2 separate regions of the Homo sapiens genome follow, and region 2 is linked to region 1. A link is a loop called in an ENCODE intact Hi-C map of the cell type or tissue named here. Cell type or tissue: mammary epithelial cell. All regions are shown on one strand. Region 1 overlaps VPS53 (VPS53 subunit of GARP complex). Region 2 overlaps VPS53 (VPS53 subunit of GARP complex).

The links. A loop is a pair of places that touch in the nucleus more often than their neighbours do. Peaks named below come from ENCODE experiments on the same cell type or tissue, not always from the same donor. Only the 100,000 strongest peaks of a DNase experiment are listed, where the experiment ranks them.
Region 2: it touches region 1 in a loop (3-fold over the local background); 3 of 110 quality-filtered maps call a loop at or near these places.

Annotation. Positions count from the first base shown.
Region 1 is chr17:690,128-698,127 of GRCh38, reverse strand. VPS53 (VPS53 subunit of GARP complex) reads left to right here. Exons shown (of 22, transcript NM_001128159.3): 4 at 644-710. Among named protein-coding and RNA genes, the nearest start is that of VPS53, 21 kb to the left of the region's middle. In mammary epithelial cell, no CTCF peak of the experiment used is centred here; DNase peaks (open chromatin) are centred at 3,667, 5,807 and 6,537; H3K27ac peaks cover 3,573 bases.
Region 2 is chr17:508,382-516,381 of GRCh38, reverse strand. VPS53 (VPS53 subunit of GARP complex) reads left to right here. Exons shown (of 22, transcript NM_001128159.3): 22 at 1-7,714. Among named protein-coding and RNA genes, the nearest start is that of VPS53-AS1, 10 kb to the left of the region's middle. In mammary epithelial cell, no CTCF peak of the experiment used is centred here; DNase peaks (open chromatin) are centred at 4,211 and 4,871.

The sequences.
Region 1 (8,000 bases):
TATTTCCCTGTTTTTGTGGATTTACCTGTTTTTGTGTTCCCAAGGCTTAGACATGAAGATGGGCTTATATGTGTATCCCTTGGTCACATAACAGCTAACCATGTCAGATCTGCTGGTGGGTTGGGTGGTGGCCCATGATTAAACATTGTGAACCGTGGGGGCAGAGGAGCTGGAAGCCGTAGATCTGCCTCAGGCATGGATTGCATGATCAGGGCCCGGAAGCACTGATTCCATCTATCACTCTGGCTCTTTCCGCCTCATAAGGGGACCGAGAAAGGGATTGTGTGTGAGGTAATTTGAGTTATCTGGCATGTTCACGTAAAGGCTCCGGAACTTTGTCATTCCTGATGTACTCCATGAAAAATCCTGCAGATTTTATTAGTCCTTTCAGATAGCTCTGACTATTAAGTGAAAATAGGCATTTTTAACAACAAGGCGATGCATCAGCCTGCACTGGGCTTGACTTCCCGCACGGCTGTCGCTGCCCTCCTCCTGCCTGATGCCACTCACACATGTTTGGTTTTCTGGACAATTAGGTGCAGTCTGCAGAAGTTGATGAATAAATTACTTTTTACTTTTTTTCTTTTGGTCAACCTAGAATAAAGATTATTTGAATGACTGTATCCTTGAACTGTTTTGCTAGGAGACTGGATGACAATATTCGAACTGTTGTAAGAGGTCAGACGAACGTGGGGCAGGATGGACGGCAAGTAAGTAACTCATTCCTCCATATTACCTATGCTCCCCTGGTTTCTCCCGGCAACCAGATGACCAAAACGTCGATGTGCCCTCTTGCAGAGCACTTTCCGATTGATCCGTTTCATACATGGCAGGACAAGACAGGGCAGGCGCCCACAGCAGCCACGTGCTGTCCCTCAGTGTCCCTTGGACCAGGACCGTGAACTGTGGCACCGCTCACCCGAGGCCAGATGAGAACACTGGGGCTTCCTTGTCTTTCTCCTTCGTGTCGGGCATCTCTTGTGCCCTCTTTTATTTTGTGGGCTGTGGCTAAATGAGGTTGCTGCATTCGTCAGCTGAGTTGTTGGGGTTTTGATATTTTGTGGCTGTAAAAGATAGTAACCTGACATAGTTACCATTTCCTCGTACCTCGCTTTGCCAGCAGGCAGGTGACTCAAGATTCATTAAAAAATTTTACAAGTTGGCCGGGCACAGCGGGCACAGCGGCTCACGCCTGTAATCCCAGCTACTCAGGAGGCTGAGGCATGAGAGTCACTTGAACCCAGGAGCCAGAGGTTGCAGTGAGGCGAGATTGCACCGCTGCACTCCAGCATGGACGACAGGGGTGAGACTGTCTCAAAAAAAAAAAAAAAAAAAAGTTTTATAAGTCTTATTGGATCTAGTTAAGGAGGCCATTGGAGGGAATGAAGTAAGTCTTACTGGATCTAGTTAAGGAGGCTGTTGGAGGCAATGAAGGGAAAAGTGTGTAGGGAGGAGATACTCTTTAATAATTGAGGGGCCAGATGTTATCTGTGAACCATTTCCCTTTTTATTTGATTCTGTTCTTCTGTTGAGGCATCGTATTTCAGAATGGCTGTTGTAGTAGAAATGCTGAGCTTGCCTTTCTAGCCGTCCTCTCTTGCCATGTCCTGTCCTCCCTTATCAGCACTAACTCAGGTCAGGACTGCTTCTTTGCAATTGCTTCAATGCTGTGATTTCTCCTCTTTGACATTTTTTAGGACAGCTAATTTCTAAAAATGTTCATCCTGCTGCCCAGATTTGGAGTGGGAGGAGCATATAATCCTACGCTGAAATTTCCAGATCTCTGATATTTCTGTTTCCTTCTGCCAGTTGCTTACAGATATTAGGAGTCTCTTTCTTTTACATCTGTAGTTTTCCCATCTGTCTATTTTTACTACTTTATATCACTTTCTTTTTCCATTTTTCCACTTTATAGTCACTTTCCATTTGATAGCCAGTTTCCTTTGGCCTGTTTGTGAGTAGCTGGCCTTCTTGTCATCATCAGAATTTGTGTGTAGACACATTAGGTTCCTAAAACTGTTCTGGTTTTCTGGACTCCTGTATTTTTTTTAGCCCTCGTTACCTCGTTTTGTCTGTTGAGGTATATTTCATGAAGCATGGCTTCTTTGGCAGATGAGGCCCATGTAAATGGGACCTTCAGAGGGGTCCTACAGAGGGACAGGGCAGCCTCAAGCACTCCAGCTGCATTCTGCTGCTTAGCTGTCCTAATCTGTGTTTGATCGTATTGTCTACCTCTTCAGACACCGTATCAGCTCTGGCCACTAAATGAAATCCAAGGCCAGGCATGGTGGCCCACACCTGCAATCCCAACACTTTGGGAGGCCGAGGCGGGGAGATCACTTGAGCCTAGGAGTTCAAGGCCAGCCTGGGCAACATGACAAAACCCTGCATCTTCAAAAAGTACAAAATTAGCTGGGCATGGTGGTGGCCTGTGCCTGTAGTCCCAGCTACTGAGGAGGCCGAGACAGGAAGATCAGCTGAGCCAGGAAGTTCGAGGCTGCAGTAAGCCATCATCGCGCCACTGCACTCCAGCCTGGGAAACAGAGTGAGACCCTGTTTAAAAAAAAAAAGAAATCCAAATTCCTTTGCTTGGCATTCAAAATTCTGGTCTCCAATTCCAGTTTTGCCTCCTCTTGTGTTCTGTCTACACTGAAGACTTTGTGCTCTACGAGCATGCCTGTGCTTTCTGGACCTGTGCTTACAGACTCTTTTGTGCTTGAAATGCTTTTCCTCCTATTTCTTTAAGCCGCCGCATTTCCCAATCTTACCCATCCAAGGACCAGCTCAGATACTAGTTTCTTGACGATGTTTTCCATGGACCTTATCTGAATACACCAAGGAATCAGAATTTTGAACTGGAAAGGATTTGAAACTCATCTGGGCCCCTCCCCTCATTTTACAGAGGAGAAAATGGATTCCAGTGTCCCTCGATGTCCTTTCTCCATAAATCCCACAGCCCCATTCTTGTACTTTTCATTTGGCTTTTGGGGTCTCCCTTGACTTACCAGAGAACAAGTCTCATCCCTTTGATGTTTGTAAGCTCCTGGAAGGTAAGAACTGTATCTTTGTCATCTTTCTATTTCACTACACATAGGCCACATGCAATAACATTTTATTCAACTGAGCCAGGCACAATGGCTCATGCCTGTAATCTCAACACTTTGGGATGCCTAGGTGGGAGGATGACTTGAGGCCAGGAGTTTGAGACCAGCCTCGGCAACATAGCAATACACGTCTCTACGAAAAGGTAAAATAATTAGCTGGGTGTGGTAGTACAAGCTTCAGTGAGCTGTAATGGTGCCGCCGCGCTCCAGCCCGGATGACAGAGCGAGACCCCATCCCCAAAAGCAACAGCAAAACCCCCACAACATTTTATGCAACTGTATTGAATATTTTGTCTGTCTAAGATTGTTTATTAATTATAAATAAACAAAAACATTTTATCATAAAAACATCATTTTGATCAGCAAGTGGGTGTTCCTTAAAAGTGATTTAGAACTTGCTTTGTGCATTAAGAGTCCCAACTTGCTGCTACTGGGAATAGTAACACTGCTTGTTCAGTGTGATTCAGCCTACATTTGGAATGGCTCACTAGAAGTCTTACAGTGCAGGAGTCATAGATGTTTAAAATTTCAAGAATGTGAAAATAGTGAGTGATTCATCGGCATTTTTTGTTGGGTCATGCTGTGCATAATAGATGTGTATCTTTCAGTTATTTACGTTTCAACCTGTGGTTCTGGACTCTTGCAAACTAGCGGTATTACAGAGTCAGACCCAGAATTCGACAGTCTGCAGGAATGTCGGCGTTCTCCCCCATCCCGTATTAATAGGTTACAGGTTGCCGCAGCAGAGCAGGTCGTATTTCACAGAGCAAGACCACATTTTCAAGAATGTTTAGATAGCATTTCAATCTGTGATGGAACTTTGTATTCGTCTCCTTAGAATCCAGACAGAAAGGAAGCCCAGAAGAAATAACTGCTTTTCCTGTCATGGCCCCATCTGTCTTTTCCAGCACTTTGTAATGCAAACTGAAGTACAAGCTTTTTTTTTTCCAAGGAGCTCTTGGGTCCTGTCCTTGTCAACTCCTAGGTATGAAAGCCTTGCTCTCCAGCCCTGGCTGGCTGGTTTGCTAAAAGGAGTCTATTTGACTGCAACAGACTTGGTGGAATTACGGATGTTCCAAAATACTGAGTTTTGTAGGTCAAGAGGCCCCACGTTCCCCTCTTCCCTGGAAGAGAAGAGAAGTTTGCTTTCAGCACTCGCTTCCTAAGCTTCTGAAGAACACTCAGAAGGGAGTGGCATATGGACAAAAGGAGGTTTTCGTTTTATAAATTTAATCTTGATTGTGTTTAACCAGAACCGATGTGCCGCTTTTAAATTTGTATTTATTATTATCATGTTAGGGACAGGGTCCTGCCTTGTTGCTCAGGCTGGAGTGCAATCATTTTTCACGGTAACCTTGAACTCCTGGGGCCAAGTGATCCTCCCACCTTAGCCTCCGAAGTAGCTAGGACTACAGGCATGTGCCACCACACACAGCTATTTTTAATTTTTAATTTTTTATTTTTGGTAGAGATGGGTTCTTGCTGTGTTGCCCGGGCTGGTCTTGAACTCCTGGCCTGAAGTGATCCTCCTGCCTTGGGCTCCCAAAATGCTGAGATTATAGGCATGAGACACTTATTATTACAAGTCGTCCCCACTTACCTGTGGGGGATACATTCCAAGACCCCCAGTGGATGCCTGAAACCCAGAGAGTAGCAAACCCTATATATGCCATATTTTTTCCTATGTATACATACCTGTGATAAATTTTAGCATGCAAATTAGGCACAGTAAGAGATTCACCACAATAACTGAAAATAAAATAGCACAATTATGACAGTATGCCAGCATCACTCCTCTTGTGATTTGGAGCTGTATGTAATAGCCGAGATGGCTGCTAGGCTATACCCAGCCTAGATGTGCTTCTTGCTTCTTTGTTTTTTGTTTTGTTTTTGAGTCAGAGTCTCGCTGTCAGCCAGGCTGCAGTGCAGTGGTGTGATCTCGGCTTACTGCAACTTCTGCCTCCTGGGTTCAAGCGACTCTCCTGCCTCAGCCTCCTGAGTAGCTGGGATTACAGGCATGCACCACCACGCCTGGCTAATTTTTGTATTTTTAGTAGAGACGGGATTTCACCATGTTGGTCAGGCTGGTCTCAAACTCCTGACTTCATGGTCCGCCCGCCTCGGCCTCCCAAAGTGCTGGGATTACAGGTGCGCACCACCATGCCCAGCTCATTTTTGTATTTTTAGTAGAGACAGGGTTTCACCATGTTGGTCAGGCTGGTCTCAAACTCCTGACCTTGTGGTCCGCCCGCCTCGGCCTCCCAAAGTGCTGGGATGACAGGCGTGAGCCACCGCACCCGGCTAGGTGTGCTTCTATATCTGTAAATAAGGGGAAAGTGTTGACTTCACATTCATGGTGTCTTAAATGACATTTTTAGCAGAAAAGTTGCTTTTGAAAAGCAATGTTTTTGACTCAAAAATTATTTGGGGGTAAGGAATGATTTAAATATTGAAGGCATAATTAGGTCATTTCTTGAGCTTCTTGAAGTTTCTGAAATACCAGCCGCTTGGTTAACATTCTGCTAAACGTTTGCAGAGTCTTTGTTTTTTGACCACCTTCTATGTGGGCCAGCTTGAACTGGTCTAGTCTGTGACCTCTTCTAACCAGACGATGATGCTCTTATAAAGTTTATATGGCACGGAATCCTCCCCATTTTTATCTGTTGAAATCATCAGTCAAAAGCTTTAATTAAATGCCCACGTTTAAAACTTTGTGGATGAGTCAATTCAACAAGTACATGATGTGGTATGCTATGAAATTTTTGCAGCTTCCCAAGAATTAAAATGGATGGCTTGAACGTAGGTGAAAGAGAGGTGAATAGAGGGGCGGGTTAGAGGAAGAAAAAGCCGGCAGTGGGAAGTTTCAAGAGTGGCCAACGTTGACCGGTCGTCAGTAAGCTCTCAGACTCACAGGAGAGGATCAGCCACCGAGTTTCTGTCTCTTCAATGGAGCCTGGCTGCAATGTAGCCATTTCTTTGATCAGAACAAGAGTAAGGTTTGGGAGGAGAAGAGAATTATTACAAGTCGTCCCCACTTACCTGTGGGGGATACATTCCAAGACCCCCAGTGGATGCCTGAAACCCAGAGAGTAGCAAACCCTATATATGCCGTATTTTTTCCTATGTATACATACCTGTGATAAACTTTAGCATGCAAATTAGGCACAGTAAGAGATTCACCACAATAACTAAAAATAAAATAGCACAATTATGACAGTATGCCAGCATCACTCCTCTTGTGATTTGGAGCTGTATGTAATAGCCGAGATGGCTGCTAAGTGACTAATAGGTGCTGTATTCAGCATGGATATACTGGGTGAAGGAATGATTCGTGACCTGGTCAGGACAGAATTGGGTGGTGCAAGATTTTATCACACTACTCAGAATGGCGCATAATTTAAAATTTACTAATTGTCTGTTTCTGGAATTTTCCATGTAATATTTTTGGACCACAGTCAACTACAGGTGGCTAAAACCTCAGAAAGTGAACTGCTGATAAGGAGGGGGTGCTGTATTGCTCACTCCTTCGCTTTGGAAGAAGGATTAGGTAATTGTAGTACAATCTTCCACCCAGTTCAGGAGTCCTTTGTATTACATCTCTGACGTTTCATTATCTTGCAGAAGCTTGGCTACTTTCAGTGATGGGGAGCTTGCTACTTTGTTGGTCCACAGGACAGACTAGTTCAGTTTTATAGCTTTAGTTGTGAGAAACTCCTTTCTTAGACTGAACTGAAACAGTGAAATAGACTTCATTGTAACTTCTTGTTGATCTTAGTTCTGCCAGCTGGATGGGTGTAAGCCTAATCCCTTTTCCTTACTACAGCTTCTGAAATTGAAAATGGATATTATGTTCCTAAGTGTTCCCTTTTCTAGGCTAACCATTCTTAGTTTCTTCATCTTTATAATGCAATTTCCAGACCCTTTATCATCCTTGCTCTTGATAGCTGTTTGTCAGCATCCCTCTTAAAATGTGGTTCCCAGGAGTGGACATGCTGTGTCAACATATACACTGAGACAGTTGACCTCTTTGTTCTGGGCCGAGCTCATTAACTTAGGGACTGGGGGTCCAGAGTGTCTGTCAAGTCCCTGAAATTAACTGTAAATTTTTGTATGTCTAGACATATTTATGGGAGGAAAACTTATTGATTTTTCTAGATTTTCTAAGGAGTCTGTGACTCTTCAAAACTTAAGGGCCACCGATTTTAGACACTGTTCTTCCATTACCTTGGATTTGCTGAGATTTTTGATTGTAGACATTGTTCTTCCATTACCTTGGATTTGCTGAGATTTTTTATTTTAGACACTATTCTTCCATTACCTTGGATTTGCTGAGATTTTTGGCAGCCGTATTACATGGTTGGCTTCTACTGAGTTGGCAGTCACCTGAAACCCCCAGGTCAAGAGTCGCAAACAGATGTCCGCAGAGCTGGGAAAGTAACCTAAGCGGCGTAAGCAGGCTGGTGTGTGTCCACATGCATCCACCAGGTCCTAAGGGGATAGTCACAAGTGAATTCTAATCAGCTGTTGTCACGTCTGAACGCAGACCTGGAATTGCCAGATCTATCAGTTTTTCAAGAGCAGCCGGAAATCCGGATTTTCATGTAACTCTCACAATTTTTAACTATTGGCTTAGTGTTTTTCACAAACACTGCAAAGGGCAAACAAAACACATCTGTGGGCCAGTACTGTCCCAGGTCTTTCTTCATATGACTTTCATTTAAACTTTCTCCACCTCTGTTTGTGCAAGAGAGTCTTTGAAATTGTCAGACCGTGTGTGTCTCAGCTTTCGTTTCATCCCACTAGTTCTGCTCGATTGTTTATCCCATCAAGATCTTTGGGAGCCTTGATGACCTCCCCACTTTATCATTAGCAGATTTGCCAGACATGCCTTCTGTG
Region 2 (8,000 bases), 180 kb after region 1:
CAAACAAAAAAACAGATGCCCGGAGATTTTGAGTCAGTAAGTTTGGATGGGGCCTGGCATACAGGTTTAAAAGTTCCATAGGTAGTTATAACGTTTACACCTTGTTAAGAACCACTGCAACAGAGAGATTTGCTTTATGGAAGGGCTCCTGCCACGCATTTTCATACATGTCTATTTTTCTGACTCTAAGCTAAAAGTGCGCCGACACTACACTTGAGCTGGTGCCAACGTGGTGAAGATTCTCTACTGATAACAGCTTTCATTTTAAACTTGTGTTGGGTCAGGCGCGGTGGCTCACGCCTGTAATCCCAGCACTTTGGGAGGCCGAGGTGGGCGGATCACATGAGGTCACGAGTTTGAGACCAGCCTGGCCAACATGGCAAAATCCCATCTCTACTAAAAATACAAAAAAAAAAAAAAAAAAAGCAGGCAGGTGGCGGGTGCCTGTAATCCCAGCTACTTGGGAGGCTGAGGCAGGGGAATCAGTTGAATCCGGGAGGCGGAGGTTGCAGTGAGCCGAGGTCCCGCCACTGCACTCCAGCCTGGGAGACAGAGTGAGACTCAGTTAAAAAAAAAAGACTTTTGGTGGTGGTGGGGACCATGCCCAGGATTGGGCTCTCTCCATACTGATGAGGATTCTTCTTGTTTTGATGACCAACCCCCAAGCAGAAGCTTTATTTATTAACATCACTTCAAAAATAACGTATCAAAGGGGCACCCTAGGCCGGGTACTGTGGCATCACACCTGTAATGCCAGTGCTTTGAGAGGCTGAGGTGGGAAGATTGCTTGAGCCCAGGACTTCAAGACAAGCCTGGGCAACAGAGTGAGACCCCATCTCTATTAAAAAATAGGCCGGGCATGGTGGCTCACACTGGTAATCCCAGCACTTTGGGAGGCCGAGGCAGGTGGATCATGTGAGGTCAGGAGTTCGAGACCAGCCTGGCCGACATGGTGAAACCCTGTCTTTACTAAAAATACAAAATTAGCCAGGCGTGGTGGTGGGCGCCTGTAATCCCAGCTACTCAGGAGGCTGAAGCAGGAGGATCGCTTGAACCCAGGAGGCAGAGGCTGCAGTGAGCCGAGATCATGCCATTGCACTCCTGCCTGGGTGACGGAGCAAGACTCTCTAAAAAATAATAAGGTAAAAGGAGTACCTGTGGATGAAAGCAGCAGCTAACAGCTCTGTGATTCAGCTAGACCTAGATATTGTGCCCATTCCTTCCCCTCAGTCCATTTTCTGTAGCCCCTTTAAAAACCAAAAAACAACTTTGAAGTCACTTTGGGTTTAAAATAAATAGTGGTAATTTGTATAATCAATAAAGAGTTCACTCTGCTCTTACTGAGGGGACTTGTCTGAAAGCTGGCTTAGCGGTGTCCAGGCCAGAGAACATCCTGTGTGGACTCTTAACAATGAAACAGGAGCCGCAATGGACAAGGTGTTCTGATCTCCAAACCCAGCTCAGGGATTGAAGCTAACTACCGCCACTCCTTCCTCTCTCGAAGAACAAAGAGCCAGTACCCAGGGCTCTGCCCACCCCCGAGAAGGGGTGCCTGATTTCTTATGTCTAGGGTGGCTCCTCTGTGCAGATCAGACAGGACTGAGAGCAGACAAGCTGAGACCAGCATGACCAGTACAGGGCACGCAGAGCGTGGGGGCAGGTCCGAGGCTGCTGCTCGATGCAGGGTATGACACCAACCCTTCCTGAATTGCCATCGGATGAGGAGACCTGGTTCCCTGTTGAAAGAATGCCAGGGGAAATGCTGCATGTGCACAGCTGGAAATGGGGTTCCTTCTCTAGGAAGAGCACTCGGAATAACCTGCTGGAAATGGGGTTCCTTCCCTAGGAAGAGCACTCAGAATAACCTGCTGGAAATGGGATTCCTTGGCTAGGAAGAGCACTCAGAATAACCTGCTGGAAATGGGATTCCTTGGCTAGGAAGAGCACTCAGAATAACCTGCTGGAAATGGGATTCCTTACCTAGGAAGAGCACTCGGAATAACCTGCTGGAAATGGGATTCCTTACCTAGGAAGAGCACTCGGAATAACCTGCTGGAAATGGGGTTCCTTCCCTAGGAAGAGCACTCGGAATAACCTGCTGGAAATGGGGTTCCTTCCCTAGGAAGAGCACTCGGAATAACCTGCTGGAAATGGGGTTCCTTCGCTAGGAAGAGCACTCGGAATAACCTGCTGGAAATGGGATTCCTTCGCTAGGAAGAGCACTCGGAATAACCTGCTGGAAATGGGATTCCTTCGCTAGGAAGAGCACTCGGAATAACCTGCTGGAAATGAGATTCCTTCCCTAGGAAGAGCACTCGGAATAACCTGCTGGAAATGGGATTCCTTCGCTAGGAAGAGCACTCGGAATAACCTGCTGGAAATGAGATTCCTTCGCTAGGAAGAGCACTCGGAATAACCTGCTGGAAATGGGATTCCTTCGCTAGGAAGAGCACTCGGAATAACCTGCTGGAAATGAGATTCCTTCGCTAGGAAGAGCACTCGGAATAACCTGCTGGAAATGGGATTCCTTCGCTAGGAAGAGCACTCGGAATAACCTGCTGGAAATGGGATTCCTTCGCTAGGAAGAGCACTCGGAATAACCTGCTGGAAATGGGATTCCTTCCCTAGGAAGAGCACTCGGAATAACCTGCTGGAAATGAGATTCCTTCCCTAGGAAGAGCACTCGGAATAACCTGCTGGAAATGGGATTCCTTCGCTAGGAAGAGCACTCGGAATAACCTGCTGGAAATGGGATTCCTTCGCTAGGAAGAGCACTCAGAACAACCTGCCTGCTTGAGGGTGACAGCAAGTGTCTCACACTTCTCGTCTACTCCAAGTCAGATTCCTAAAAATAAAATAGAGCTCCAATGGGCAATTTAAGCAAAAGCCTTAGAAACATGGACACCTGAAATGCTGGCCTACATGAAGGGTACGATGACATTTTATATATTAAATAAAAATTCCCAGTCCTGTTTTAGTATTCATCAGAATAGCCTCTTGGACCCTCGAAGTTCTACACCTTTGGGAGATATAAATTTCCTTAAAATAAAGGGATTGCTTCTTTGTGTAAATAGCTTTCATTTTCTCCATCTGGAAGTGATTTCTGCCTGCATGTTGGAGCACAAAATACTGCAGTTAATTAAAGCATTACTGGATGTCATTTGCTAGAATGTATTTCCTTACTGCTGACAGAAAACAGAACAGACTCTAGGAAAGAAGTAGCAAGTCCGTGACCCTGGCCGCTCCTGGTGGCTGCCCTTCTCCCTTCCCTGACAGTCTAAGGAAGCAACGCGTGGGAGCAGAATGTGGCCGACTGAGCCCAGTCCTGACCTGCCCAGTTGCAGTGGAGCCTGTCTGTAATGTTGTGTAAAGTGTTTTGCTTCTGACTTGGAACCCTACTTGCCCTGTGAATTTCTATCCTGTGAACCTTCCCTTCTCTGTCCTTACCGTTCCCATCACAGCCTGCTCTTCCAGTGACGGCCAAGTGATTTCTCTCCTGCACGCATGAGTCCATCCTGTTTCCTTAGTAGCTGGATGGACGTTTTGCCATGAAAACTCTTTGGGAAGTCTTGTGTCCTTTAGTGATTTCTCTCCTGCACGCATGAGTCCATCCTGTTTCCTTAGTAGCTGGTTGGACGTTTTTGCCATGAAAACTCTTCGGGAAGTCCTGTGTCCTTTCAACAGGGGAAAACTGGCTGCGGCCCTTCCATTAGGCTCCAGGATCATTACCTCGTTTCCATTCTTTCTTTTCAACAGCTCCCCACTTTACTAGGGAAGCCAAGGGATCAACCTAATGAGAAAAGAACCTTCCCTGTAGCCCACCTGGAAGGGCATTGCCTGCCAGCTCCTTCCTTCTCACCTATGTGAACAGGAGGGAAGATGCCGGCGATCCATGGATCTGTGGGACATGAAGGACGTGTCCATCAGAAATGAAAGCAGCCTGGGATTGGAAGCATCCACAGAAGACTTGATCTGCAGGTCTTGATTTGGACCTGGCACTTTGACACCAGGCGAGTCACTGATCCCCTGAGCATCCATTTTCAATATTGGTGAGAGGGGATTATAATGAATATTGGCTGTGAAGGTCACACAAGACCGGGCTATATGCACTTGCTCTGCCATAAGGCAGTGTGAAGTGTGTTCGTGATCACTTGTGGGCGGGAGCCTGTGGCTGTCTTGCCTGGACTGGCTTTTTTAAACATGGATGAGTGGTGACAAATCCTGCGGCCGTGTGCAGGCTACATCCGCAGCGAGCTCCGCATATCTGGTCTTTGCCTTTTTAGGTCATGACTGTAATATCAAGCTTACACGAGAGTTTTAAAAGACTGAGCAGTATCCCCTTCCCCTGGCAGCTGCTGCTTCCGTAGCATTTAGGGATAAACCTGCAGACACTGAGAAGAGAGCTTCCTCCCTCCTGGGGCTGGTGGCGAGGCTGCCTGTTGTGGAAAATAGGGCATGTCTCCTGTGAATGCGAATTGCGAGGGTTGCCAAAGCCTCCCTTCCAAGAAACTTGCTTAGGTGTCTGGTGTCCACAGACCAGACTCTTCTCCCGACAGGGACAAAAATTCTTGCCTGCCTTTCTTTTTCTTTTTTTTCCTTTTACTTATTCTTGCCTTTTTTCTTCTTCTTCTTCTTTAGGTATGATGCCCCCCAAAAAACTAAGCAAGATTAACTTGGGACAGGCAGTTCTAACTGGGAAGCCTGAGCTCACAGGCTGTTTGGATTACTTTCCAATTGTGTTTCAAAGATGTTTAGACTTTTCCCAAGGCCAGCTGAATCCTTATAATCAGCCCAAAAGTTCCTTTCTGTTTCTGTCTGTCCCCTTTGAGGGTGTTGACTCAGAGAACCTGGGGCAATATGAGATGTTAAAATAAAAATAGCGTCCAACGTCCCGCCTCCTGGGAATGCTGCTCACTTCATCCGAGGGTTCTGGGAGCTTCTGCTCAGTCATCAAATGGAATTTGCACAATTGTCTTGCCTCCTGTTTTGGGTAATTTTTCAACAAGTGAGAAATTAAGAACAGCTTCTCAACAAACTTCCCTCTACTTCCAGGGCCAAGAAAAGTATTTGCAGTGTGGGCTGCAGCTTTCAGGGGTCTCAGGTGAAATGGTGGCAAGAAACCCCAGCTCCCTTCATGTGTTTGCCTTGCGCTGATGGAAAAGGAAGGCACTTCTCAGCTGCCAGAGACCACATTCCACAGGGTTCTTCACAAAATCAAGCACTGCAGTGGACCAACTGGAGCAGCCACTGGAGGGCTTTAGAAGGCAAATGGAATACATATCAAATGCTATATAAAGAAAACATCTGTTTACACAGAGTCCCCCACAGCCTCATACCTACACCCAATATCAAATGCTGTATAAAGAAACATCAGTTTACACACAGAGCCCCCCACAACCTCATACCCACACCGAATATCAAATGCTATACAAAGAAACATCAGTTTACACACAGAGTCCCCCACAGCCTCATACCCATGCCTGTCACATCTTTGCACAGCCCTAAAGGATCCAGAGCTTTGGATCAGCAGCTGGCTAGCTCGGAGGCCAGAGGAGGGTGCTGAGGGGAGTGGAGGTCAGTTGGGGTAGCCCTGGGCCCTGGCTGCACAGTCCAGCTGCTGTGTGGCCTGCATGTGGTATCTTAGGTCATGAGAGGGCCTGGGCAATTCAGTGCTATCTGTACATGTTGGTGGGGTGGGAAGGAAAAGGTAACTGTGTATTTACTGTGTCCTGGATACATTATCTCATCGGATGAAATTCCTGCTAAGTTAAGCTCCGTTTAGTGGACGGGACTTGGAGGCTCAAAGAGGGTAAGTGACAGGCCCAAGGATATGTGCCTAGTGAGGGGTGAGCCAGGATTCGATGTGTGACTAGTAAGGGGTCAGCCAGGATTCAATATGTGACTAGTAAGGGGTCAGCCAGGATTTCATATGGGACTAGTAAGGGGTCGGCCAGGATTTGATACGTGACTAGCAAGGGGACAAGCCAGGATTTGATATGTGACTAGTGAGGGGCGAGCCAGGATTCGATATGTGACTAGTAAGGGGTCAGCCAAGATTTGATATGTGACTAGTGAGGGGCGAGACAGGATTTGATATGTGACTAGTGAGGGGCGAGCCAGGATTTGATATGTGACTGGTGAGGGGCGAGCCAGGATTTGATATGTGACTGGTGAGGGGCGAGCCAGGATTTGATATGTGACTGGTGAGGGGCGAGCCAGGATTTGATATGTGACTGGTGAGGGGCGAGCCAGGATTTGATATGTGACTGGTGAGGGGCGAGCCAGGATTTGATATGTGACTGGTGAGGGGCGAGCCAGGATTTGATATGTGACTGGTGAGGGGCGAGCCAGGATTTGATATGTGACTGGTGAGGGGCGAGCCAGGATTTGATATGTGACTGGTGAGGGGCGAGCCAGGATTTGATATGTGACTGGTGAGGGGCGAGCCAGGATTTGATATGTGACTGGTGAGGGGCGAGCCAGGATTTGATATGTGACTGGTGAGGGGTGGAGCCAGTCAGGATTTGATATGTGGTTAGTGAGGGGTTAGCCAGTCAGGATTTGATATGTGGCTAGTGAGGGGCGAGCCAGGATTTGATATGTGACTAGTAAGGGGGTGAGCCAGGATTCAATACGTGACAAGTGAGGGGTGAGCCAGGATTCAATACGTGACCAGTGAGGGGCGAGCCAGGATTCGATACGTGACCAGTGAGGGGCGAGCCAGGATGCGATACGTGACCAGTGAGGGGCGAGCCAGGATTCCATACGTGACTAGTGAGGGGTGAGCCAGGATTCGATATGTGAGTAGTGAGGAGTGAGCCAGGATTTGATATGTGGCTACTGAGGGGCGAGCCAGGATTTGATATGTGACTAGTAAGGGGTCAGCCAGGATTTGATACGTGACTAGTCAGGGGGTCAGCCAGGATTCGATACGTGACTAGTAAGGGGTCAGCCAGGATTTGATATGTGACTAGTGAGGGGTGAGCCAGGATTTGACATGTGACTAGTGAGGGGTGAGCCAGGATTCAATATGTGACTAGTGAGGGGTGAGCCAGGATTCGATATGTACCTAGTGAGGGGTCAGCCAGGATTTGATATGTGGCTAGTAAGGGGTGAGCCAGCCAGGATTTGATATGTGACTAGTGACGAGTGAGCCAGGATTTGATATGTGACTAGTAAGGGGGTGAGGCAGGATTTGATATGTGACTAGTAAGGGGGTGAGGCAGGATTTGATATGTGACTGGTGAGGGGTGAGACAGGATTTGATATGTGACTAGTGAGGGGTGAGCCAGGATTTGCTATGTGACTAGTAAGGGGGCGAGCCAGGATTTGGCTCCAGCCTTCATTCCAACATCCATGCCTTTTGTACTTCACCAGCAGTTTTCAAATTTATGGGACAAAATTTTACATTGGATTCCCTCTATACAAAATAGATAAAAGTATTTTATGAATACATTTTATGAGTTCAAATATTTTTCAGAAGAAATCAGTAAAAGCATTGAAAACTATTCCAGCAAATAGGAAGCACTTTAAACCAAGGTTATGGATGAAAATGTGTGTGTATCAACCCCAGTTTACTTCTGGGTTGCACAGAATAGAGAAATCTTGATTTAATCCAGCTAAGAATTTTCAAATAGTATCCATTTTGTTTTGTTTTAAACAGCTCTTCTTGCAATGGTAGAGGCTCTTCAATTAAACAGAGATGGTAACAGGCTCCTTGTCTCCTGAAGTCTTCATGGCCGTGAACAGCCCTTGGAGAAAGAGGTTAACAGAAGCAAGGGCCTCCGACATCTTACATTTGCCCCCAGAAGACATTTGAGGATGCGCGTTGCGTTATTACCATTTTTAATGTTTAGTTTTTAGAACTAAAACTAAATGCATTTTAAAAGTGAAGTTAGAATCAAACCTTTGTAGAGGTTCTCACTCCACCAAAACATCACTGAAGATTTCCAGGTTTCCCCAGGTGTCTGTTTGGAAGCTGCTGCCCTCATTGACGCACG